Regions from separate parts of the Homo sapiens genome. Here regions 1 and 2 are each linked to region 3. Evidence: chromatin loops called from intact Hi-C (ENCODE). Cell type or tissue: Calu3. All regions are shown on one strand. Each heading gives the region's core, and the rest is flanking DNA. Links, peaks and the distances in the headings are about the cores only. Region 1 overlaps ALLC (allantoicase). Region 2 overlaps DCDC2C (doublecortin domain containing 2C). Region 3 overlaps DCDC2C (doublecortin domain containing 2C).

Region 1 (7,625 bases), core at 1,066-6,065, 88 kb before region 3:
GAGGTCAATGAAGGCATCATTGATGATGACAATATCCACTTTGCCAGAGCTAAAAGCAGCCTTGGTGACCAGGTGCTTAATGTGGCCAAATTTGTTTACTCTGGCCTTCATTTTCACCTTGTTGCCTCAGGAACCCAGCTGGCACTGCATAAAAATATGCAGGTGTCTGTCAAATGGAAAAGAGAAGAGAGCCAGTCTCATTTTTTATGTATCCTTCTCTATTTCTGATTTTTTGGGGTCTTTTCTCTTTGTAATTAGTCTAGCTAAAGGTCCATCACTTTTGTTTCTTTTTAAAAAAACAAGTTTTTTGTTTTGTTGATCCTCTGTATTATTTTAGTTGCCATTTATTTATCCTCTGATCTTTATTTTTTTCTTCTACTAGTAATTTTGGGATTGGTTTATACTTGCTTTTCTAGTTTATTGAGATGCATTGTTATATTAATTTGAAGTCTTTCTACTTCTTTGGTATAGGTATTTATTGCTATAAACTTCCCTCTTAGTACTGCCTTTGTTGTATCCCATATATTTTTGTATGTTGTATTTCCATTTTCATTTGTTTCAAGCATTTTTAAAATTTCCTTCTTAATTACTGACCCATTTGTTGTTCAGGAGCATGTTGTTTAATTTACATGTGTTTGTGTATTTTCCAATGTGTCTCTTATTATTGATTTCTAGTTTTATTCCATTATGGTCAGAAAAGATACTTGATATGATTTCTACTTTTTTGAATTTGTTTAGACTTGCTTTATGGCCCAAGACATGGCCTATTCTAGAGAATGTTCCATGTGCTGATGAAAAGAATGCATATTCTGCAGCAGTTGGGTAAAATGTTCTGTAATGTCAGTTAGGGCCATTAGATCTAGTGTGTAGTTCAACTTCACTATTTCTTTGTTGATTTTCTGTCTGGACGATTTGTCCATTACTGAAAGTGAGGTGTTGAAGTCCCCTACTATTATTGTATTGCAGTCTATTTATCCCTTTAGATCTATTAATGTTTGCTTTATATAAGACTTGAAAGCTCTGGTGTTGGACACATAGATATTCATAATTGACCCATTTATCATTATACAGTGTCTTGTCTTTTTTTTTTTTTAACAGTCTTTGATTTGTAGTCTATTTTATCTGATATAAGTGTAGCTACTCCTGCTCTTTTTTGGCCTCTGGTTGCATGAGATATCTTTTTCCATCCTTTCACTGTCAGCCTATTTGTGTCTTTATAGGTCAAGTGGGTTTCTTGTAGGCAGCATATAGTTGGGCCTTGTTTCTTAGTCCATTAAGCAACAGTATACCTTTTATTTGGAACATTGAGTCCATTTACATTCAGTATTGTCATCAGTAAGAGCTTACTGTCATTTTGTTGCTTGTTTTCTGATCCCCTCCCCTTCCCTTCCCTTCCCTCCCCCCTCCCCTCCCCCTCCCCCTCCCCTCCCCCCTCCCCTCCCCCTCCCCTCCCCCCTCCCCTCCCCCCTCCCCTCCCCCCTCCCCTCCCCTCCCCCTCCCCTCCCCTCCCCTCCCCTCCCCCCTCCCCTCCCCTCCCCCCTCCCCTCCCCTCCCCCTTCCCCTCCCCCCCTCCCCTCCCCTCCCCTCCCCTCCCTTTCCTTTCCTTTTCTTTCTTTCTGCCTTAGTGGTTAACTAATTTTCTCTGATAGTATGTTTTAATTGACTTTTATTTTTAGCAAATCTATTATAGGTTTTTGCACTGTGGTTACCATGAGGCTTATAAAAACATCTTATAACAAGTTATTTTAAAGAGATGTCAACTCATCTTAGATCACAAAGAAAAAAATAGAAATAAACAAAGAAAAACAAAAAAAAACTCTACATTTTTAACTTTATCCCTCCTCCCACATTTTGACTTCATGTTGTCTCAATTTGCATGTTTTTATATTGCCTATCTTTTAACACCTGTTAAAGATATCAACAAAAAGATTATTATTTTTGATAGATTTGTCTTTTGGACTTCATACTAGAGTTATGAGTGAATTACACACTATAATTACAGTGTTGGAGTATTCTGAGTTCGTTAATGCACTTAATTTTACTAGTGGGTTTTATAAATTCAAATGTTTTCTTTTTGCACATTAGTGTTTTTTTTTTTTCAAATGGAAGAACTTTAGCATTTCATTTAAGACTGGTGGTGGTGAATTCTCTCAGCTCTTGTTTATCCAGGAAAGATTTTCTCTCTCTTTCATATTTGAAAGATAGCTTTTCTAGATACAATATTCTTGGATGGCAGTATTTTTTTCTTTCAGCACTTTAAAATGTCATCCCACTTCTTTTTGGCCTGTATGGTTATCATTGAGAAGTCTGTTGTCAGATGAATTGAAGCTTCTTTATGTTATTTGCTTCTTTTCTCTTGCTGCTTTTAGGATATTTTTATCCTTGACTTTTTTTTTTTTTCTTGAGACAGGGTCTCACTTTGTCACCCAGGCTGGAGTCCAGTGGTGCAATCACAGGTCACTGCAGCTTCAACCTCCTTTGGCTCAGATGATTCTCCCACATCAGCATCCCAAGTAGCTGGGACCACTGGTGCACACCACCATGCCTGGCTAATTTTTGTATTTGTTTTTTTTTTTGTAGAAATGGGGTTTTACCATGTTGCCCAGGCTGGTCTCAAAATCCTGGGCTCAAGCAATCCACCCACCTTGACCTCCCAAAGTGCTGGAATTATAGGCATGAGCCATCATACCCAGCCTGTCCTTGACCTTTAGGATTTTTTATATGCCTTGGAGTAGTCTTATTTGGATACAATCCATTTCTTTGAGCTTTCTGTACCAGGATATTTATGTCTTTATCAAGTTTTGAAAAGTTTTCTATTATTTCTTTGAATAAGCTTTCTACCCCTTGCTCTTGCTCAACTCCCTCCTCAACACCAATAATTCTTAGATTTGATCTTTTGAGGTAATATTTTATATCTTGTAAGCAATCTTTATTCCTTTTCATTTTTTTCTCCTCTGTGTATTTTTAAATAGCCCATTTTGAGCTCACTGATTCTTTCCTCTGCTTGCTTCATTCTATTCTTAAGAGCCTCTAATGAATTTTTTGGTTCAGCAAATACGTTTTTCCATTCAAAGTTTTCTGTTTGATTTTAAAAAATTATTGAAATTTTGTTAAATTTCTCTGATAAACTTCTAAGCTGCTTTTGTGTGTTATCTTTGAGGTCACTGAGTTTCCTTAAAACTGCTATTTTGAATTATTGATCACAGAGTTCATATATCACTGTCTTATTATGATCAGTCACTGGTTCCTTGCTTTGTCCATTTGGGGATGTCATAGTTCTTTGCTGTTGTTTCTTATGGGTATACATCTATGCCTGTGCATTGAAGCATTAGTTATTTATTCCAGTCTTTTCTTTCTGGGTTGTTTCAGTTTTTGTTGAATATATTTGCTTAGATGTAGGGAGTGTCCAATATTTTAGCTTCCCTGGGCCACATTGGAAGAGGAAGAATTGTCTTGGGCCACACATAAAATGCCCTAACACTAACGATAGCTGATGAGCCAAAAAAATTTTGCAAAACAATCTCATACTGTTTTAAGAAAGTTTATGGATTTGTGTTGGGCCACATTCAAAGCCACCATGGGCTTCATAAGACCCACTGCCCATGTGTTGGACAAGCTTAGCTTAGAGAATCATTATAAATTTCCTGTTGATTTTATTTCCTGCTAGGTAGCTGCCTACTTTTCAGCACTAGATGGCACCTTAAGTCCAGGATTGCTTCATTTGTAGTAAGCAATCAAATTACTGCCCATCAGAATAGGGGAGGTCCCAGGGAGCATATTCTAGTGGTGTGGGAAGGTTAGCTAGGTGTTTGTCTCTAGGGGACCTGTGGAACAAACCTCCTACAACATGGTGTTGCTGAACAGCAACTCTGATTTGGTGTTTCCTCTGGCTGAGTTACAGGGTTTGCAGGGCTGGGGATGTCTCACCCTCAGTGTGAAGCCTCCACCTTATGGATCATGAGAATGGGTCACTGTGGCCCCAATATCTCAAGGTAGGACCCTGTCCCATGAGTCAGGGCTGGGTCAAATAAAGGAGCCCCCGCCTCTCAACCACACTCACCCAGGGCTTAGCCTCAGTAACAGGCATATAGGGGCAGGATGAGAAGCCCTGATGTCCTGCCTCTCCTGGGAAGACAGCCCTGCAACCATGGGCTGCACTTGTTTGCAGTCTCCACTTTGCTGATCTGGGAGAGGGTGTGCAGGTGAGGTCTTGGTTCAAATACCGCAGACTCTCACTGTTCTTACTGAATTTTAGCAGATATTCTTGAATAGATGTTGCTGAATTTTCCGTATGCCCTTAGGACCATTTCCAGAGACCTGAAGTGTTTTCCCATCCCTCAACCCCCCTAAATTTTACCAGCTCCACTGAGGAACAGGACAGCAAAGCTCTCCTGCTGTCATGCCAGAAGTGGTTCTCTGGAACCTTATTTTAGATGCAATGTTTCTCTGGTTATGATGCTTTAAAGTGAGACATGAAAATGGAAAGATCTAAACACGTTTACTAATATTAATTACTCACTGAAATAATCTATTCTAAAAACAGTGCAAGAAAATGAATGAGCAAAGCTTACAAGAGAGTCAGACCTTTTCCCCACTTGTTAATTTAACATACACTGTGGAATAACTACTTTGAGCTACAGACTGAGCATTGGCCATAAAATCATTTTCCTGACAATGTGTAGGGCAGAACCAACAGAGTGTATGCTTCATGAAGAAAGGGCTGTGAGTCCAGATTGTCATTTTTGTACACCTGACACTTAGCACAGCATGGGGAACACAGGAGAAGCTCCATAACTATTTGTTGTTAGATTTGACAGAGTCCTTGTCCTTATGAAGTGAATAACCCAGTGGGAGACAGATAAGAAAAATAACTTTGGAAAGAGGCCGAGGTGGGCAGATCACCTGAGGTCAGGAGTTCAAGACCAGCCTGGCCAACATGGGGAAACCTTGTCTCTACTAAAAATACAAAAATTAGCCAGGTGTGGTGGCGGGTGCCTGTAATCCCGGCTAGTTGGGAGGCTGAGGCAGCAGAATCGCCTGAACCCGGGAGGCGGAGGTTGCAGTGAGCCGAGATCGTGCCACTGCATTCCAGCCTGGGCAACCAGAGTGAGACTCTGTCTCAAAAAGAAAACAAAAGAAAAAAAACAAAAAACTGCAAAATAGTGATACATACAACAAAAGTATTTTGGTAGAGCCATAAACATTTCTATTTGACTATTTCTGATCCACCAAAATAGCAACTTTATATGTCCAACCCAATTTGTACAGGATTCACGAGTTGAGGGAGGGTCTAAAATAGTTTCTGAGTGGAAGCCCTGCTTTTCTGGGTTGAATATGAAGGGTCCCTAAGCACATGAAAGCTCTTTCCTAATTGGTCAGCATTGATGGCCTGAAGAGGAGAGATGGGCAATGCCTGCATGCAGATTTCATGTCCCAGCTCTTACTGGCATCTTTAATTGCTCCATGAGGATTCCACCTGGGATCCAGGTGTAAAGGGAAAGGAAGCTGGGGAAACCTGGCTGATGTTACAGGGACACACTGGGTGGGAATGGGTTGGTTTAAATGAGATGTACTCAGAGGATGAAGAGTCATTTCTGGGATTCCTTGGCAGCTGTGACTAAAAGCAAGTTTGGATATTAACTCTGTAAAGAAGAATCTTATTTTTTAAAATGTGAAATCGACTTCACTTTCAACAGACGAATATCTTCTATGCCATTAAAGCCAATTATAATATTTAATGAACTAGAATGGCAGTGATATTACTCTCATAACCCGGCTCCTGCTGAATGACTCCCTCTAGGATATTTTCTAGGGTTTTATGCCAATGAAGTTTTTGGTTTTATTTGTTGTAAATAGCAAGACTTCCATTGTTTTACCAAAAAATTTTCAGATCACTCATTTTCACTAAATTTGTAAAATAAAAACATATAGGGCATGTTTTAGTACAATATTTTGATTAAATTAATTTTCTATATTAAAAATGCTTGGTTTCCACCTTCTAGCAATTAATATTCGAAGAAACAAAACATTCGTTCTACTAGAATCAGATGCTGTGAGTTGATTTTGGTAGCTATTTGCTGCTCTGCAGACCTAATTTCAGGCTGCTGTGGTTCTCAGCAGCAATTTGATTTTGTGAATATTATCTTTTGTATTCTGAATCACATTGCTAAGCAGGGTGGTGTTGTAAAAATAAAAACATAAGGTTCTCTTGTCTGAGTCTGTGTGGGAGTCAGCGATGCTTATTTCTAGCACGAAACATTATCTGTATGGTGAATTTCCCGAATGCTGTTTGACCTTGGAGTTGTTCATTTAATGAAAAAAACTTCAATGCCTACTATGTGCCCAGACCTCTTCTAGGTAGAGACGATACAAGAGTGGTACAGAAGTGAACAACACAGGTAAGTGGTCTGGCCTACAAGGATTTCGCATTCTGGGTATTGGAGACTGATTTTAGCAGGAACTTAAAAAGATAATTTCAGGCTGTGATTAGAGCTCTGGAGTAAATAACAAAGAGATATGATAAAATGTAACCTGGGGAGTCAGGCAGTGGCTGAATGGAGGAGGGAGGAGACAACTTCAGAGCATGAGAGGGAAGACTTTTCTGAGGCCATGCCTTTAAGGTGAGGAACATAAGTAATCTTTTGGAGAGCTGGGAAAGTTGTTCTGGTACAGGGTAATATCAAGTGCAAAGGCCCTGGGGCAGTGGGCTTGTTGTATTTGAGAAACAGCAGGTGGGTGTGGCCAAAGCCTACCAAGAGATGACACTGGAGAAGACAGGAGGGTCCTGTAGTGTATGATACACAAGCAGCCATTTTTACAAACAATAACTAAGGCACCTTTCCTTTTCAGATGGTGGAATTGCACGACTTAGAGTATTCGGTACTGGACAAAAAGACTGGACTGCAACTGACCCCAAAGAACCTGCAGACCTAGTGGCCATCGCTTTTGGGGGTGTCTGTGTAGGATTTAGTAATGCTAAGTTTGGGCACCCAAACAATATAATAGGTAAGATGATATTCTTGGAGCTGGCTTATTTAGGAAGTCTGGGTACCGGCATTAAATACCCCAATATGGTCAGAGTGATTTAAAAGGAAAGGCACATCTCAAAGCACAGCAGTGGATGAGATTAATCTTCCATGTGTAGGATTTGATGCCTTTATGACATGAAATAAGTCAACATTACCAATTTTTCTACCTAATTTTGGCCTAAGTAGCTGCTTTAAAAGGAAAAGTAAAATTTAACTAACCCTATGATTGTTTGTGAATTTACTGAAACATTAACTTTAATGAAAATAACTTATGTAGCAATGCTCAGATGCATAAGATCTGTAATTTAATTACAGCAATGTATTCATCCTCATAGTTAAAATCATGCAGTTTACCATTCAACAATGTTATTTTCTGTAGGAGTTGGCGGGGCAAAGTCTATGGCGGATGGTTGGGAAACTGCAAGAAGGCTGGACCGGCCACCAATATTAGAAGTAAGAAGTTAAAAATAACTATGGTTTAAAGTTTTTCTTAAAAGTATTTTTTGGAACTTTTTCTTTTAAATAAACTTTTGCACATTTTAGAAACCTCATATGCATTGTTCTAAATGCTAATTACTATGATTTATATTTTCCAAA
Region 2 (7,625 bases), core at 1,787-6,786, 52 kb before region 3:
AAAAATTAATCAGCTGCTGCTCAGAGAAGTGTAGCTGCTTCTCCAGACCACATGGACGGTAAGACGTAGAGCTGGGATTTGAATTCAGATTTGACCAATTCCAAAGCCTGGGGTCTTCCCGTCTGCCAGGCTGCTTCTGAGATTCACTGTGTTCTCGCTGCCTCTCGTGCAGCTCTCTATTCTGACGAAAGGCATTGTAGGATCCCAGGGAGGTGCCAGAGTGGCCTCTCTGCAGTGACTGTGGCTGTCTTGGTTCCTCTCACCCTTCTTCCAAAGCCCCCATGAGACACACCTCCCTGGTCTCCTTCAGGGACAGAAGACCCAGAGTAACTCCTGTCCCCTCTCCTCTTTTAAAACACAGTTCTGTTAATGAGGTATGCAGCTCCTTCTCTCTCACTGTGCATCTGGGGTGCATGGCTTGGGTGCTGTCCTTGGCCATGGCACTTTCGTAGATGACATTTACTCAACGTGGGGTGATGTCGTCGAGCTCCTGTAACATTAATAGGTTAAGTGGTTTGTCTCGTGGTTTTGTGTGTGTTGTGAAACCTGGCTGGGGTCTGGGTGTCGAGAAGCAGGGCCCCAGGAGGACCCTCCCTGCTGGGCCAGGCATGAAGAGTTACTACCACTGTGTCTGACTTGGGGAGCAGAGCTCCCCAGTTGTTGGCCTGACATTGGTGTGGGCAAGTGGGTAGGCAGCAGACCCCTGGCAGAGGTGAGGTTCAAGAGCTGAGTCCCAGGGCAGAGCTGGGAAGTGAGGGAGGGACACGTTTGCCCCACCTGAACTCCTTGTTGGCAGTGGACTCAGATGCTGAGCTGCTGGAACCTCTTCTGTGCTAAGTTGGGTCTGGGTTGGGAAGGGAGAGGGGGCTGCAGCTTGGAGGGGAGGGTGTGGATTAGCAGCGTTAGGTGTGGAAGGAGGCCCTATTGACAGGTTCAGGCCCCCGACCTTCTGGGGGATGGGGTGCAGGTAGGGCCCGCACCATGGTGTCTATGCTGGGAGTTTCCTGGGTGGGTGTGAAGTAGGCAGTAGGAAGGACACCAAATGAATTTGGCTTAGTGCCGGCGGGGGCGATGATCGATTCTGATGTCAGCTTAGGGGTGGCTTCCCAGCGCTGGGCCTTGGAAGGGCAGTGTACATGTGCCCTGGAGGTGGAGAGGCTGTGGGGGCTCGAGCAGAGACCCTCGTTGTGCAGCAGAGGCCCCGGGAAGCACATGGACTGGCTGGGGACCAGGGTGGCTGAAGGAGCATAACATGGAGGGTGTAGGGGCAGAGAGTGAGGAGGCTGCCAGGTGGATCCCAGAGGAAGACGAGCAGAGAGGGAGGAGGCTGCCCGGTGGATCCCAGAGGAAGACGAGCAGAGAGGGAGGAGGCTGCCCGGTGGATCCCAGAGGAAGACGAGCAGAGAGGGAGGAGGCTGCCCGGTGGATCCCAGAGGAAGACGAGCAGAGAGGGAGGAGGCTGCCAGGTGGATCCTGGAGGGAGACCGCCAGAGTGACGAGGATGGCCAGGTGGATCCCGGAGGGAGATGAGCAGAGAGTGAGGAGGCTGCCAGGTGGATCCCAGAGGGAGATGAGCAAAGAGTGACGAGGCTGGCCAGGTGGATCCCGGAGAGAGACTGCCAGAGAGTGATGAGGGTGGCCAGGTGGATCCCGGAGGGAGATGAGTAGAGAGTGATAAGGCTGCTCGGTGGATCCCAGAGGGAGATGAGCAGAGAGAGATGAGGCTGCCAGGTGGATCCTGGAGGGAGACAAGCAGAGAGTGACGAGGCTGCTGGGTGGATCCGGGAGGGAGACTGCACCCAGTGGTGTTGTCGGGAAGACGATGGTGTCCGTGGGAGGTGACAGAGCGGGACCCTGGCGAGGATCCCTTGAGTGGATGTCACCATCGTCCAAGTGAGAGATGTGGGGGGTGGGGGTGTGTGAACCAGGTAGTGGGACTGTAGTGGAGGTGTGTGCAGTGGCAGACAGGGTCCCAATCCAGGGGAAACCAGGGGTGGGAGGTGTGAAGGGACCCCAAGCTTCTTATCCTGGTGGGCTGGGGATATAGAGATGGAACGTGGACAGGGGAGCAGCTCTTCAGAGGAAGGCCAGGCCTGAGGTGCTGGGATGTCCTCGGTGAGCCTCAGCCTTGTGGGTGGGACCAGGACCCTGTCACTCAGCACAGGGTTGGGGGTTAACATCCCTTCCCAATCAGAGCTCCCCCCATTTGCTTTTCTGCACATTCTTAAACAGTAGGGCCGTGAGGATGACAGGCTTTGCTTACCTGGGACAGGTCTCAGTAGTTCTTTTCCCCCTTTGTGTCTTATCTGCAGTGGACCTGAGACTGAAGCTGTCACCAGGCCATAGTGGTTGGCCCGGCCTCTCAGGCTGCATTCACAGCAAACAGGAGAGAAGGCGGAGGGGCTCCCGCCTCCTGGCCAGGACATTCTGGTTGGAGTCTTGTAATGAAATCAGAAGTGACATGTCCATTCTTGGGGCCCCATAACTTGGCCAGCAAAGCTCCTCGGCATAGTAGGCCATTGACGCATGCTTCTTGGGGACCATGGGGAGCCTCCCTAGCATGGACACACAACCTTTGGTGCCACCTTTGCCCGTCAGCCCAGCCCCCGCACCCTGCACTTCCCTCCATGTGCAGCGCAGAGCCCTCAGCCCCAGACCCCCTCGCGCTGCACTTGCTGGCATCTTCTCCTCCCCCAGCACCTGGTCTGCCTCTCTCTGCATCCTTCCTGGACCCGCCCCTGGGTGTTCTATTGACAAAGGGGTTCCCCCCCTTTCTTATGTTTTAGGGCAGTGCTGTGCACACTGTTGAGTTTGATGAGTGTTGGCTAATTTGAACTGAATTCCCAGGTGTGTTTTTTCCTTTTTCAGATCAAACCAGTGGTGCATTGTGATATAAATGTGCCTTCCAAGTGGCAAACATATCATCGTATATCTCGACATATAAAGTGAGTATAATATTATGGGTGAAAAAATCAAACTGTGCCATAACTCCCTAAAAACAATACTTTCTATCCTGACAAATGCCCCTCAGCCCCCTTTCTGTCCCTCCTCCCCTCCCCTCCCCCTGCTCTCTTGTGCTCTCACTTCCTGACAGGTGATTTCTTTTTCCTAGACCACCTTCTCTCTGATTCAGCTGTTCATGTGCTACCTTTTCTTTCTCCTCTTGAACCCTGATTTTGGAAAAGAAAAGCAATCCAATCACCATGCCGTTGTTTGCAGAACAGTTCACCTGGGGATATGAAGATAAGAGCATCATACACACAGCTTAGTTTTAGGCTCTGAAGCTTTGTTTTGATTTTTTTTTTAATGTAGCAGTTGCAGCTGCAGCATGTTGAAGGGAAATTTAAAAGCTGTTTCCCCCGCCCCTTGACCTCTTGCTACCAAAAGGCCCTCATGGGCTACAGCACATCCAAGTCAGGTGTTGCTACAGGAACGGAGTGCATTAGAGCCTCACTGGCCGCTGCCCTGGGATGCCGCTGGCAGTGCCAGGCACCGAGGTGCTCAGTGGGAGGCACTGGGGATAGTTGTGAGCACTGTGTGCATCCACCTGCATTATGTTTTTGGGGTTGGGAAAAGACACACACTTGACTTGAACGAAACGTTGGTTTACATCCCGGCTTTTCGTCTTATCAGCTTGGGACCTGTGCCTGCTGCTTCGCTCTGAGGCTGAGGATGTCTCCCATTGTGGAAAACAGGGCTGAGAATATGCAGCACACTGTGGTGAGGGTTAGCTTCAGGAATGTTTGCAGCCAGCCCCCCAGGGCTTGTCACAGCGTAGCAGTTCTCTGAATGGCAGCTCTTCCCCCTGTCCTTTTATTGGGATGTTCTAGCATTTTAGTGATTAAAAGCCCTGACATGGATATCTTTCCATTTTACCATGTTCTAGTCTAAATGGAAGGAATTTTAGCGAGTTTCCAGAGAATGCTGAGCTCTTCATGTGGGGGTCCCAGCCTTGTGTGAGCCAGAGTCACCTCTACCACGTCCCCTCGCAGTCCCGAGAGGCAAGGGCTTGGAGGCTCATGAGGCTGGAAACTGCCTGATTCACCCGACAGATCCTCAGGCTGGGAACGAGAAAGAGGAAGGAAATGTGGCCGAGAATTCGCCAAACTTGGCCCCTTGCGCTTTTCCTGAAAATCTGTGACCATTTCTTTAAAATACTTTAAGCTTCCACAAGGGGGCCACCTAAATACACAGATCTTTCCACACCACTTTTCATGTACCTAAGAGCTGTTTTGAAATAATAAGACACAGTATTTCTGAATTTTGTTAGTGATGTCTTTCCCGCAGAACATACAGCAACCTCAGGGAACGTCGTTGGTTTGTGGGTCCTTCTTGACAAAAACGCCATCCTTAAAGCCACATTTTATGTGCGTGACCCAGGCCATCAATGATCCTCACTCACTGGACAGACATGATTATTTTTTTCAATGAGAAACCAACACAGTCTTGCAGCATTTGCCCATCCTTTGTCTTGGTGTGTTGGAATTTCCACTAGATGGACCCAAATATCCATGTGAGTGCAGAGTCCTTCCTACCACAAATAAACCTGATCGTGTTCCTCGGAGTCCTTGTCGCTATAAAAACACATAAACAGTAGTTATGACGGCTTTCAGAGGCTTAGATGCTCAGGAGAGAAAGGCGGGGTGTGACCCTTTCTGGTGAAGAGGAGAGTTGGCGAGGGAGTGAATGGCTTGTTGAGCTGTGTTCTGCAGCAGCCAGATGCTGGAGAGAGAGCCCGGGGCTCCCCTGATGGGGTCACCGGGGGATTGAGCTGGTGGTGAGTGCATGGGTTGGAAGTCACTGATTTGGAGGTTGAGGCTCAGATTGAAGCCCTGGTTCTGGCACTGATTGAGCCGTGTGGCCTGAGGTCACTTCTCTTGCCCAGTGTTCTCTCTGATGTCCCTTGTCACTTAGGAAGGGATTCACTCACTCATTCCACTTATACTGGCGTGGAAAACACCCTGAGTCAGTGAATGAGCCTTGGGAGAAAAAGCGTTTAAAAGATCTTTTGTCGTTTATTTAGAAGTGAGCTGGCAAAAGTTGTCTGGGCCCTGGAGTGGTTTTACTTGGGGACTCCCTGCCCTTTACAGGGAGCCTGAGACCAGAGGGAGAGTGGGAAGAGAAGAGCCCACCCCAGGGCTCCTCTGTGGGGAGGAGGCACGTTTGTGCCAGGCAGAACTGGAGAAGAAGGGGCCATTGGTCCTGGCCCTCATTGCGAGACTGACGTCGAAGATAGACACAGCTGGACATTAGTGAAAGCGGCAAAAACAGATTTTATTTAGTAACTACTGAGAGTTGGGGAAGGAGCTGAGTTCCACTCTGATTTGTGTGGAAGTGATTTGGGCGTTTTAAAGGGGGAATGAGATGGGAGCAAGTGGGGCCTCAGGAGAATCAGAGAAGTGGAAAAGTACAAAGAGTTGGTCAGTGAAGGTGGCCAGGCAGCTGGTCTGCAAGCTGGCAGTTCTGGAAGTTAGGATTCTGTCCTCCGCCAGAGACTGGGAGACAGGCCCTGTCCTGCCTGATGCTTGCAGTTCAAGGGAAGGATCTTAGGTGTGGGAAACGTGTCTGCATGGCAAGAGCTGCATATTTGTCAATGCTCTAAGAAGGAGAGGTCAGGGGCCTATCTCAGGTGTTGGCTGGATGAACAGTAAATGTTCCTGGCAGCCCTGGGTTTTCTCAGGTGGGTGTTTAGTGGCGGGGCTAGGGTCATCCTATGGCTGTGGCTTGATGCTGCTGGACGCATGCTAGAGTTTGGTTGTATCTCAGCGCAGGAGTTGGGACAGAGTTGTCATAGGCCAGAGTTCTGTGAAACTCAGTCCCTCCTCTTGTTCATGAAGACAAGCAGATCTATTCCTTGTAGAACAACCACCACCTGTCATAAGGGGGACTTGAGGAGAAGGGTCCAGCCGTTGCTTCCAGCTGCTGTGCATTCAGGAGGAGCTGAGAGACAGCCGAGGAGCACAACCCTCCCACGAGGGTGGTATGCATCAGGAGATGAAAGCGTGACCATCGGGATGGATACAAAGAAGCCAGAGGCCAGGCACAGTCGCTCAAGCCTGTAATCATGGCACTTTGGGAGACTGAGGCAGAAGGATCACTGGAGCCCAGGAGTTTGAGATAATCCTGGGCAACATAATGAGACCCCATCTCTTAAAAAAAAATAAAGAAACCGAGTCCCTTAAGGAGCTCCCTAAACCATCCAGTAAGTGGAGGAAATTATTTAAAGGGAGATGCAAGTCAGTGCTTTTCTGGAGGTTGTAAGCTGTGTTAGCTATTGTGTCGGATTGCCACTGCTACAGTTACTACTGTTACTGCTTGAGACCATCATTACGACAGAACAAAGGGATGAATGTAGAAATAATAACAAAAAACAAAAGGAACTGTTTTAAGGAAAGGACCAGGGGAAGAAGAGAGCCCCCTGCTTCTAGTGAGCAAAGGCAGCCCCCGCCCCCCGAGCTTCCACAGCCCTTCCTATTTATTGGGTAGAATGAGCAGGGAGAAGGAGATAACGACTGGTCAGCTGCTTAATTGATCACAGGTTCATATTATTACTAACAGGCTTCAATTATGCCTAATCACAAGAAACACTTGCGCCTGGGTCGTGACTGCCCTCAGCAGTCCTTCTGGGTGGCGTGTGCAGTTTGTCAGTTTGCCAACATTCTGCATTTATGAGAAAGTTTGCTGCTTACTCATATAGCCTCCAGTGGTATACTGAGTTGATCACGGCCCTCACTCTTTTGGCCTCCAACAAGCTATGTCTTGGGTGTGAGCCTTTGCTGTGACTGTCTCTTGACAAATTTCCTCTCGAGTGTCGTCTACAAACAGGTGGCACTGAGGACTGACTCGTGCACGAACACCTCCCTGGTTTCCAGTCAGCAGTCTGAGGCTAGTCCATTTTGTGGAGTCATTTACAAAGTTCTGACACTTCTGGAGCTAATGATGCAGCAGCTTGTCCTAAGTGGGAGACAGAATCTTCCAGTTCTTGGGGGGCTAGCTTTGCTGATCCCCTTTGTAACCTTATAGTGTATCCGTCACCATAGGCGAGGGTGCAGTGGGAGGGACAGACCACCCTACCAGGCTGGCTCCAGGCAGCAGGTCCTTCCAGAACCCACTTAAGACGGCTTCCCATCCACTAATGCTTGGTCCACAAGTCTCAGGACCAGCAGCTGGGGCAGCACTCACGTTTCTGAGTCTCCTTTGCGAAGTTTGTCACATTTAGCCATTTGAAGGTCAGCACTGGCCACGTGACAGGAGCCCATCCACTGGCTGGAAGCATTTTCTATGTCTTATGACCACACACACAATAATGACCCTTCTGAGCATAATTGGGTTGGTCATTGCCTGTACTGGTTGTGACAGAGGCTTGAAGAGCTAACCGGGAGTAGATCCCAAAGGGAGAAATGTAACATTAACCATCATCTTCTCACTGATTGCGCCTTTTAGTCCTGTTTAACCAGCAATTCCATTTGCCTGATCTCTTTGCCAAATAATTTCCTGTGATGCTGACATCATGGGGTGTTGAAGGAAGATGATGTCTAAAGGGAGTTTGGCCCTTACACTGAGCTCCGGTTTCATGAGAACAGAATGTGTCTTGCTACAGGGACATGGAGGATTCCCTGTGTCCC
Region 3 (7,625 bases), core at 1,681-6,680:
TGCCCGAGTCCTTCTGGCTGGCATATGAGCACGCTGAAATCACTCTTGTTATGAGTAAAAACAACTCTTTCTTGGTCTCAGTCCTCTTTGAGCGTGTCTGTCTCCCCTCATGCGTGGAGCTGGTCTGCAGGGAGTGGTGTCTCCTCACTTTCTCCATCTTCTCCCCTCTTCTTTATCTCTTCAGGCTTCTGTCCATAGTGGCAAAAAACAGCTCTTCCGCTCTGTGCCACCAAACCCAACACATTCCCCAGTTCTCGTCACACGGGACCTTCACCACCCATGGCGCTCCCGGCCACTCGCTTTTCCTTGCAATGCTGTCTTCCTTTGGCAAGAGAATCTCGTCAAATGAGACTCCTGACTTCCCTTTTCCCTCTGGCCGCTCGTTGTCCTTCTCTTAGGCTTCTGATCATCTCACTGGCCATCAGATGCTGGCTTTCAGCAAGGATGAGGGGTAGGGCATCTTCTCCTCTCACTCTGGATGTCCTCTCTATGTGATATAAAATTCTGTATCACCCCAGTGTCAGTGTGTGTGACCTCCAGGAACATATGCACATCTGCTGAATTAACACCTCCTGTAGATGTCCTAAGACACTGAAGCTCAGCAGAGTGAGAATGCAACTCGCGGTCTCCTTCCCCTGTCCTCAAACCTTCTTCTCTGCATGAATGACACCCAGATCCATTCAGTAAGACAAAAGAGAAACTGAAGAGGTATTCCTGAGAGTGACCTCTTCAACCCTTCTGTATCCTGATCATCTTGGACTCTGTAGTTTTACCTCCTGAATGTGTCTGGAATCTCTCCACCCCTCTCTGCCTGTGTTACCATCTCTCTGGTCCCACTTAGCATCCTCTTTTGGTTAGATTGCTGCTGTCACTCCTGCTTTTCATGCACTGACCCCCAGCAACTCTGAAGCTCAGCGCTTCTTCCTGCAACAGGGCTGTGCACATGCTGCTCCATGCACCAGGCCTGTTTTCCCATCTGTTTTTATATATTAACATTGTTTCATCCTTCAGATTTTACATTAGTAGTCAATTACCAGAGGATGTCTTTGTTGCTTTCCCATATATGTTAAATACTATTACATTCTCTTTCTGTTCCATGTACCTCTCCTTGTAGCACCTGTCACAGTTGTTTTGTTTGTGTGACTATTTAATTAATATCTGTCTTCCCTATAAGACTCTCGACTTCTTGAGGGCCTTGTTTGTTTGTACTCACAATCACTTGTGTCTTCTGGCATTGTGGTATTCAGTATGGTGGGTGTCCTCTATATACTTGCTGAATAAATGAATGAATCAGTGATTGATATCACATCGACTATTCTTTAAAATAACATGTTTTTGATTGACATTATGTTGATTATTCTTTAAAATAATGTGTTTTTACAAAGCTTATTTTTTTACGTGGTTTGAGCACTCACCATAGAGTTTTATTCATTGCGACTGCTTTTCTACATAAGCTATAGGAAGATAATGCTCATACAGCCTTGGTCTGAGTTTTCAGAAGGTCTGAGGTCTGGGCTGATGGGGTCTGCCATACTGAAGACATACCTACACGTCTGCCTCGCCACGGAACACTGTTCTTGCACATTCAAGGTCAGCTGGCAGGAGCTGTTGGGTCTTCATGGCTCATTACTAATGGCAGTTCTTTTTCTCTGGTCACACAGTGAGAATTCACTTCTCTGCCCACTGTGACTCAGGGTGGCCATGCCACCTGCCTTCCCTGATGACAGGTGAGTGGTTCCAGGAAGGTGCATGAAGAGCCAGTGTGTGATTTCCCACACCGCATCTTCTCTTCCTTTGCAGTCAGGAAACAGGAGGCGCCAGGGCCTCCATCAGTAGGTTACCTGAGTGGCTGTGTGGACGGGACACCCCCTGGCCAGCTGGACGCATGTGCAGCACCCACACCGCATCTTCTCTTCCTTTGCAGTCAGGAAACAGGAGGCGCCGGGGCCTCCATCAGTGGGTTTCCTGAGTGGCTGTGTGGACGGGACTCCTCCCGGCCAGCTGCCATGCATGTGCAGCACGCATACTTGGTTGGCGTGTTATTGCAGCCTCATCAGCCTGTCCTGACTGCTACAGAAATATAAAGGAAGTTGGTCCTGGAGAGTCTTTTCTTTGGTCACAGAACCACATGCTTCTCCCCAAGAGCAGGGAGAGGCTCCAGGACACAGATTAGGACAGATCCTTGTCTTCTGCCAGTGTGCCATGAAAACTAGGAAATAACCATGGAGAGTGAGAACCCACTGCTATGTGAGGAGTGAGGGCAGGCAGGCTGTGGAGGGCGTCTGCTGACCAGGGAGCAGAGGGCCCTGGGTGGGGTCCTCATGGTGTCCCAAGAATTACAAAAGCACCTGCTGACCAGAGGTCTCTGGAGCGCCCACGCCACTCCTTAGAAGAAAGAGGTTTCTCCAGCAATTTTACCAAGCAGGTTGACATTTTCTTGGAGCCAAACACAAAAATGCAGAGTGGATGCCATCCTGCATCTGGAGAAACTGCAGTGACTTCCCCAGCTCTACCCATAGAAGTGGTCTAGAAGGTCGCACTATTTCACGTGCTCTCTGATTTTTTAAAAGGAGTTCCACATAAGTAGTTGATAAAATGTGGTGTATTTTCTCCCCAGAGACAAGCTGAGATAGTTAAAGAAGATGAAGAGATACATGAGAACACCCCTGATTTTGAGGGCAACAAGGTGAGTTCATTTTATTTTGTGTTTAATGGCTTGGATCTAAGGCACCTGACACTTTGAACAGAGCTCACGTTTGGTGGTGAAAGGATCTGAGATCACAAGTCGCTTCCAAAACACAAGCCAGCGCGGAATCGGAAGCGAGTGCATTTCGCAGGCAGCCGTGGACACGATCGGGTTTCCTGTGCCAGTCAATTACATGAGTCATTTTAATCACATCTACACTTGTCCTAATTACTTTCCGCTCTACTTCCAGTCACAAACCTAAAAACTTTTCCCCCAGCAAGTTTCAAGATGTACTTTTAGCTGGGAACGTCCAGGGAGGTGAAGGAAGGCAGCAGGTGTGCAGGTGGCTGTGTGGAGTGGACACCTGGGGTGCTGACTGGCGTAGTTTGTGGCGTGGTGTCAGTGGCTGGTCCCGCCGGGGAGCACGAGGGTGAGGGCGTGCGGTGCCTGTGTGCAGATGGCAGTGGAAGCCAGCGCAGGACGCTTGGCAGTGTGGGTTCTTGCTCGGTCTTCTTCCTATCTGGATGTCCTGGAAACTTCCTCCATGCAGGGAGCGTGTGTCTGTGGTCCTCTATGAGATTATGCAACTTATCGTCCACATAAAATGTGTGTATCTGGAAAACAGAATTTACTTTAAATGTATCATTTTTAGCTAAGAAGTGGACTTTGAGGACTTTGTTTTCAGAATTCTGTCTGTGGATCTTTATTTTTGTTTCAAGGTAGTCTCTTGTTTTTAAAAGTTTGGCGGCAGTCAGGGAGCTGTGTAAATTGATCATCGCACAGGAGGCTGTGTAATGAGCTCCCGGATTCATTAAGTCTGAGAGTTGCAGTCTGATTTATCCTCCAGGGCTGTAAACAGGCGGGGACACTCGCAGCCTTGCCGGGAGTCACTTTTTTTTGCTCTTAAACTTGCCCTGCAGCTTCCTGGCTGCCACCTTGAAGAAAGGGGAGGAGTGACCCCTAGGGAGCTTGTGCCAGGGTGCTGGAGCCACGCAGGTCACCCCCGGCGCCTGACACAACTTGGAACGGGTGTTTGTTGGAAGGGATATGGGTCCTCAGGAAGTTAGTTCAGGTTTTTTAGAAAACACCAAAGCAGCTTCTGATCTAAAACAGAGAGTCAAACAGAATACACTTGTAAAACAGCTCATTCTTCTTTATATTCCTGGATAATTGTGGAAAGGTATCCTGTCTGTATCTGGATGAGTAGGGAAGACTGTCAGACGAAGAGCAAAGACAGTTTTTTATTTCTTTGGCACCCTCCGTCGAGGGTAAGAGTGTGTTCTGAGAGCAGGAGTGACAGTGCAGACATTTGTCTTAGAGCATTAGGCTAAGAGGGGCAAACAAGCCACCGGCTTACCTGGCTTACCCTCAAGGAGAGGGTGCTCTTATGTGAATGGCATATTTCAACAGCGATATGATCCAGGCCTTCTGACTGCCGTGAGTTTGTGGTGTCCCCTGAATCCCTTGTGCACACTGGCGGTTGAATTTGTCATCTGTGCTTAACTGACTTGTTACGGAAATCTACTCAGGCTGCTGGGGGGATCCATGCGTATTAGTGACTTGATAACAGCCAGTAGCAGATTTAATTTCTTAGAGTGAATCAAAATGTCTTTCTTAATGTAAGCACTATCACTGGAATTCAATGGCAAACCCAAGCACCTAGTCCTCAGGTATCCGGGCCAAGGATCTAAAAGGTGATAGGGACAGCCATACCTTGGTTCTCTTGCCTGAACATTAATGACGGGAGACAGGACAGGGAGGGCTGGGGAGCAAACGAAGGCATCCCGAGCTTCACCGTGCACCAGGCACTGCGCAGCCGTTCCCACATACCCAGCCCTGTCTCCACTGCACAGTCGATCTTTAAGGAAGGCAGAATAAACAAGATTAAAAACAATGAGATGGGGAGTTTAGGTAGCTTGTCGGCGTCACGCAGGAGGTGATGGGGCTTGGATTTGAAGCTCGTTTTGAGCGATTCCAAAGGCTGTGTTTTCTTCTTCCAGTGAACCTTGCTGGTTATTTATATATAACTTTCCGGAAGAGGTATTTCCTGTATCAGGCTTCACACTGTGTCCCTCGTAGATACCGTTGCTTCGCTGGCGCCACCTACTGCTTCAAGGGGTGCAGGGTGGCTCAAGTGTTTCAGTTCTAACAGCTCAGTCTTTGCTTCTAACATGACTGAAACAAACCTTTGTTGATGTGAAGCAACTCATGGGGTTGAAGGTAATTGGCCCTAAAATTTGGCCCACGTTTTTGAGGGCTCAAGAAGAGCAAGCGTTTTATATGCATTATACTAGCTGTAATAACAATGAAAAAGAAGCAGGACTCAATTAGCCCTTCCTGGCCAATAGGCCACGGTGAGCTAACCCTGCTCTCAATGAACTGTAGTTCACTTGGCATTTCATTTGTACATTCATTTGACAAATTAATCATATGACATTTATTTGATATTGATGATATTAAAAATTTTAGGCATATGATTGCCGGCTTGACCTCCTCAAAGACCGGGATTGTGTCCTGTCAACTTATGTATCATTCAGTGTCTTATATACAGTAGGTGTTTAATAAATATCTGCAGATTTGCTTTCAGTTGCCTATGATGAAGTTACTTAAATATGTAATCCTGGAGTAAAATGCTAATTACCTTGCAAAGTTGTAAGAAGACATATTATAAACTTTATTTATAAATATGTATTGTTCAGGCACAGTGGCTCATGCCTGTAATCCTGGCAATTTGGGCGGCTAATGCAGGAGGATTGCTTGAAGCCAGGAGTTTGAGAACAGCCTGAGAAACATAGTGAGACCCTGTTTCTACAAAAAATTAGTGAAATAAAAAAAGGTAGCCAGGTGCAGTGGTGTGCACCTGTAGTCCCAGCTCCCTGGGAGGCTGAGGTGAGAGGATTGCTTGGGCCCAGGAGGTTGAGGCTGCAGTGAGTTACAGTTGTGCCACTCCAGCCTGGGTGACAGAGAGAGACTCTGTCTGGAAAGAAAAACAACAACAATTACTACTATATATAGAAAAGATTTCTGATGCTTGATCACAAACGTTATTTTTGTGGTAGAATACAAATTATTTTTGTGGTAACATATAAATACAATTTGCCATTTAACCATTTTCAACGTGCAGTTCAGCGGCATTAATCACGTTCTCCGTGTTGCACAGTCACGGCTATGGTCTGGTTCCAACACCTTTTCGTCCCCTCACACCGAAACTCTGTGCCACCTCCCTGTCCTGCGCTAACTCCCCGTTCCTTGCTTTGCCTAGCTCCAACTGTGTTGTCATTTGAAGCACTTAAAACAATCCCGGCCTGAAGGAGCTGTTCAGATGCAAGTATTATGATGGGATCCTCCTCACGCCACAGCTCAGGGTGCATTCATTTTATAATTATGTATGTCAATAGCATAGAAGTGGGAGCAATCAAAATCAAAAGCAAAAATAGAACTGTGCTTTTGGATGACACTTCCTCATCCTCAGAATATTTTAAACATGTTAATTATACAATCACTACAATTCTGACGATATTGGGCACTGTAATAACATTTTTCATCCTTAAAGATGGAATGTTATTAACATTGGAACACTGGGATTTTCTTCAGTTCTTTTTTTTTTTTTTCGAGACGAAGTCTTGCTCTGTTGCCCAGGCTGGAGTGCAGTGGTGCTATCTCGGCTCACTGCAAGCTCCGCCTCCTGGGTTCACACCATTCTCCTGCCTCAGCCTCCCGAGTAGCTGGGACTACAGGCACCTGCCACCACACCTGGCCAATTTTTTGTGTTTTTAGTAGAGACGGGGTTTCACTGTGATAGCCAGGTTGGTTCTCAATCTCCTGACCTCATGATCCACCCACGTTGGCCTCCCAAAGTGCTGGGATTACAGGCGTGAGCCACCGCACCTGGCCTTCTCCAGTTCTTAGTGCTTGATTTGTTTGGACTCATTGGTTCTAAAACATCTTATGTGCAAGCAGCACTGTTTAATTTACGCTACCTGCAAAGTTTGTAAAGCAATGCGTAATGGTTTTGAAAAGGTTCAATCCCTTTCCAAAGCAAGATGGAAAGTATGAATGGCAATGCCAAAAAATGTATCCACAGGCCACGTGCTCAGGGCTCTCTCCAAGGATGACACGAGCTTCCTATCCTTGGAAGTATCTCCGTGCGGTCTGTAGCCAGCTCTGGAGGGATGCTTTAGAGAAGGGTTATGCATAGGAGTGGTCGGGTATTGTGTGACTCAGGTTTTTCTCTGATTCTCAGTTATCGACCTTTCAAATAGTATTTAGGTGTTTCATACTTTTGAAAAAGCTGTATAAAAATTTCATGGGTAATTTTGTGTATTCAATAAAGAGAGAGAGGGACAGGAAGAGGGAGTGGGAGATGGACTCTGATTTGGGGTTATGATTTTCTCTTCCTCCAAGAGCATCCTGTGCATGTTCTGGCCTATCCGGAGCTGTGCCTGATGCCTGCTGCACCTCTGCCTTTCCAGCTCTCACCCACTTCCAGGGCTCACTGCAGAGCCAGCCTCGTCCTTACGGCTCTCTGGATCCTTCTTCCCCAGGGAGCATCTCTTCCTCCACTAACCTCCACTAGTATTTTGTTTGTCCTTCCTACGCCGTCCAAAGCACAGTTTGGCTTTAATTAGAGCTGTTTGTGTACGTCTACTGTCTCTTCTGAGTGACTTACATTTTCTGAAGGAAGAGTCTCGACTTAATTCATTTTGGTGTCATCGTTAGTGCCTTTCATATCACCTTGCACACAGGAGTAACTGATCTTGAGCTTGATAGAGACTCTGGAAGATATTAGGTGACCAGTGTGTGGCAGTGGAGGTAGCGTGGGGCATCGCAAGGCCTCTGGCCTGAGGCCGGAGTGTGGCCAAGCAGGAGCTGAGCGTGGCCCCAGTAGAGGGGACTAAAGATGAAGGTGGATATTCAGTGAGTCTCAAAAGGCTAAATC

What was found. Peaks named below come from ENCODE experiments on the same cell type or tissue, not always from the same donor. Only the 100,000 strongest peaks of a DNase experiment are listed, where the experiment ranks them.
Region 1: it touches region 3 in a loop (6-fold over the local background); 6 of 110 quality-filtered maps call a loop at or near these places.
Region 2: a loop joins it to region 3, with 12 times the contacts of the local background. A loop is called at or near these places in 43 of 110 quality-filtered maps.

What each region holds. Positions count from the first base shown.
Region 1 is chr2:3,688,868-3,696,492 of GRCh38, forward strand. ALLC (allantoicase) reads left to right here. Exons shown (of 12, transcript NM_018436.4): 8 at 6,850-7,005; 9 at 7,408-7,481. It also overlaps the pseudogene GAPDHP48. Among named protein-coding and RNA genes, the nearest start is that of DCDC2C, 11 kb to the right of the region's middle. In Calu3, for the core only: a CTCF peak has its summit at 3,711 (motif pointing right); no DNase peak of the experiment used is centred there.
Region 2 is chr2:3,724,135-3,731,759 of GRCh38, forward strand. It overlaps DCDC2C (doublecortin domain containing 2C), which reads left to right. Exons shown (of 11, transcript NM_001287444.2): 3 at 2,869-2,945. Among named protein-coding and RNA genes, the nearest start is that of DCDC2C, 24 kb to the left of the region's middle. RefSeq lists enhancers at 821-1,347, 1,348-1,873, 3,864-4,453. In Calu3, for the core only: a CTCF peak has its summit at 4,177 (motif pointing right); no DNase peak of the experiment used is centred there.
Region 3 is chr2:3,776,199-3,783,823 of GRCh38, forward strand. It overlaps DCDC2C (doublecortin domain containing 2C), which reads left to right. Exons shown (of 11, transcript NM_001287444.2): 9 at 2,618-2,686. Among named protein-coding and RNA genes, the nearest start is that of DCDC2C, 76 kb to the left of the region's middle. RefSeq lists enhancers at 4,469-4,969, 4,480-4,699. In Calu3, for the core only: no CTCF peak of the experiment used is centred there; a DNase peak (open chromatin) is centred at 4,793.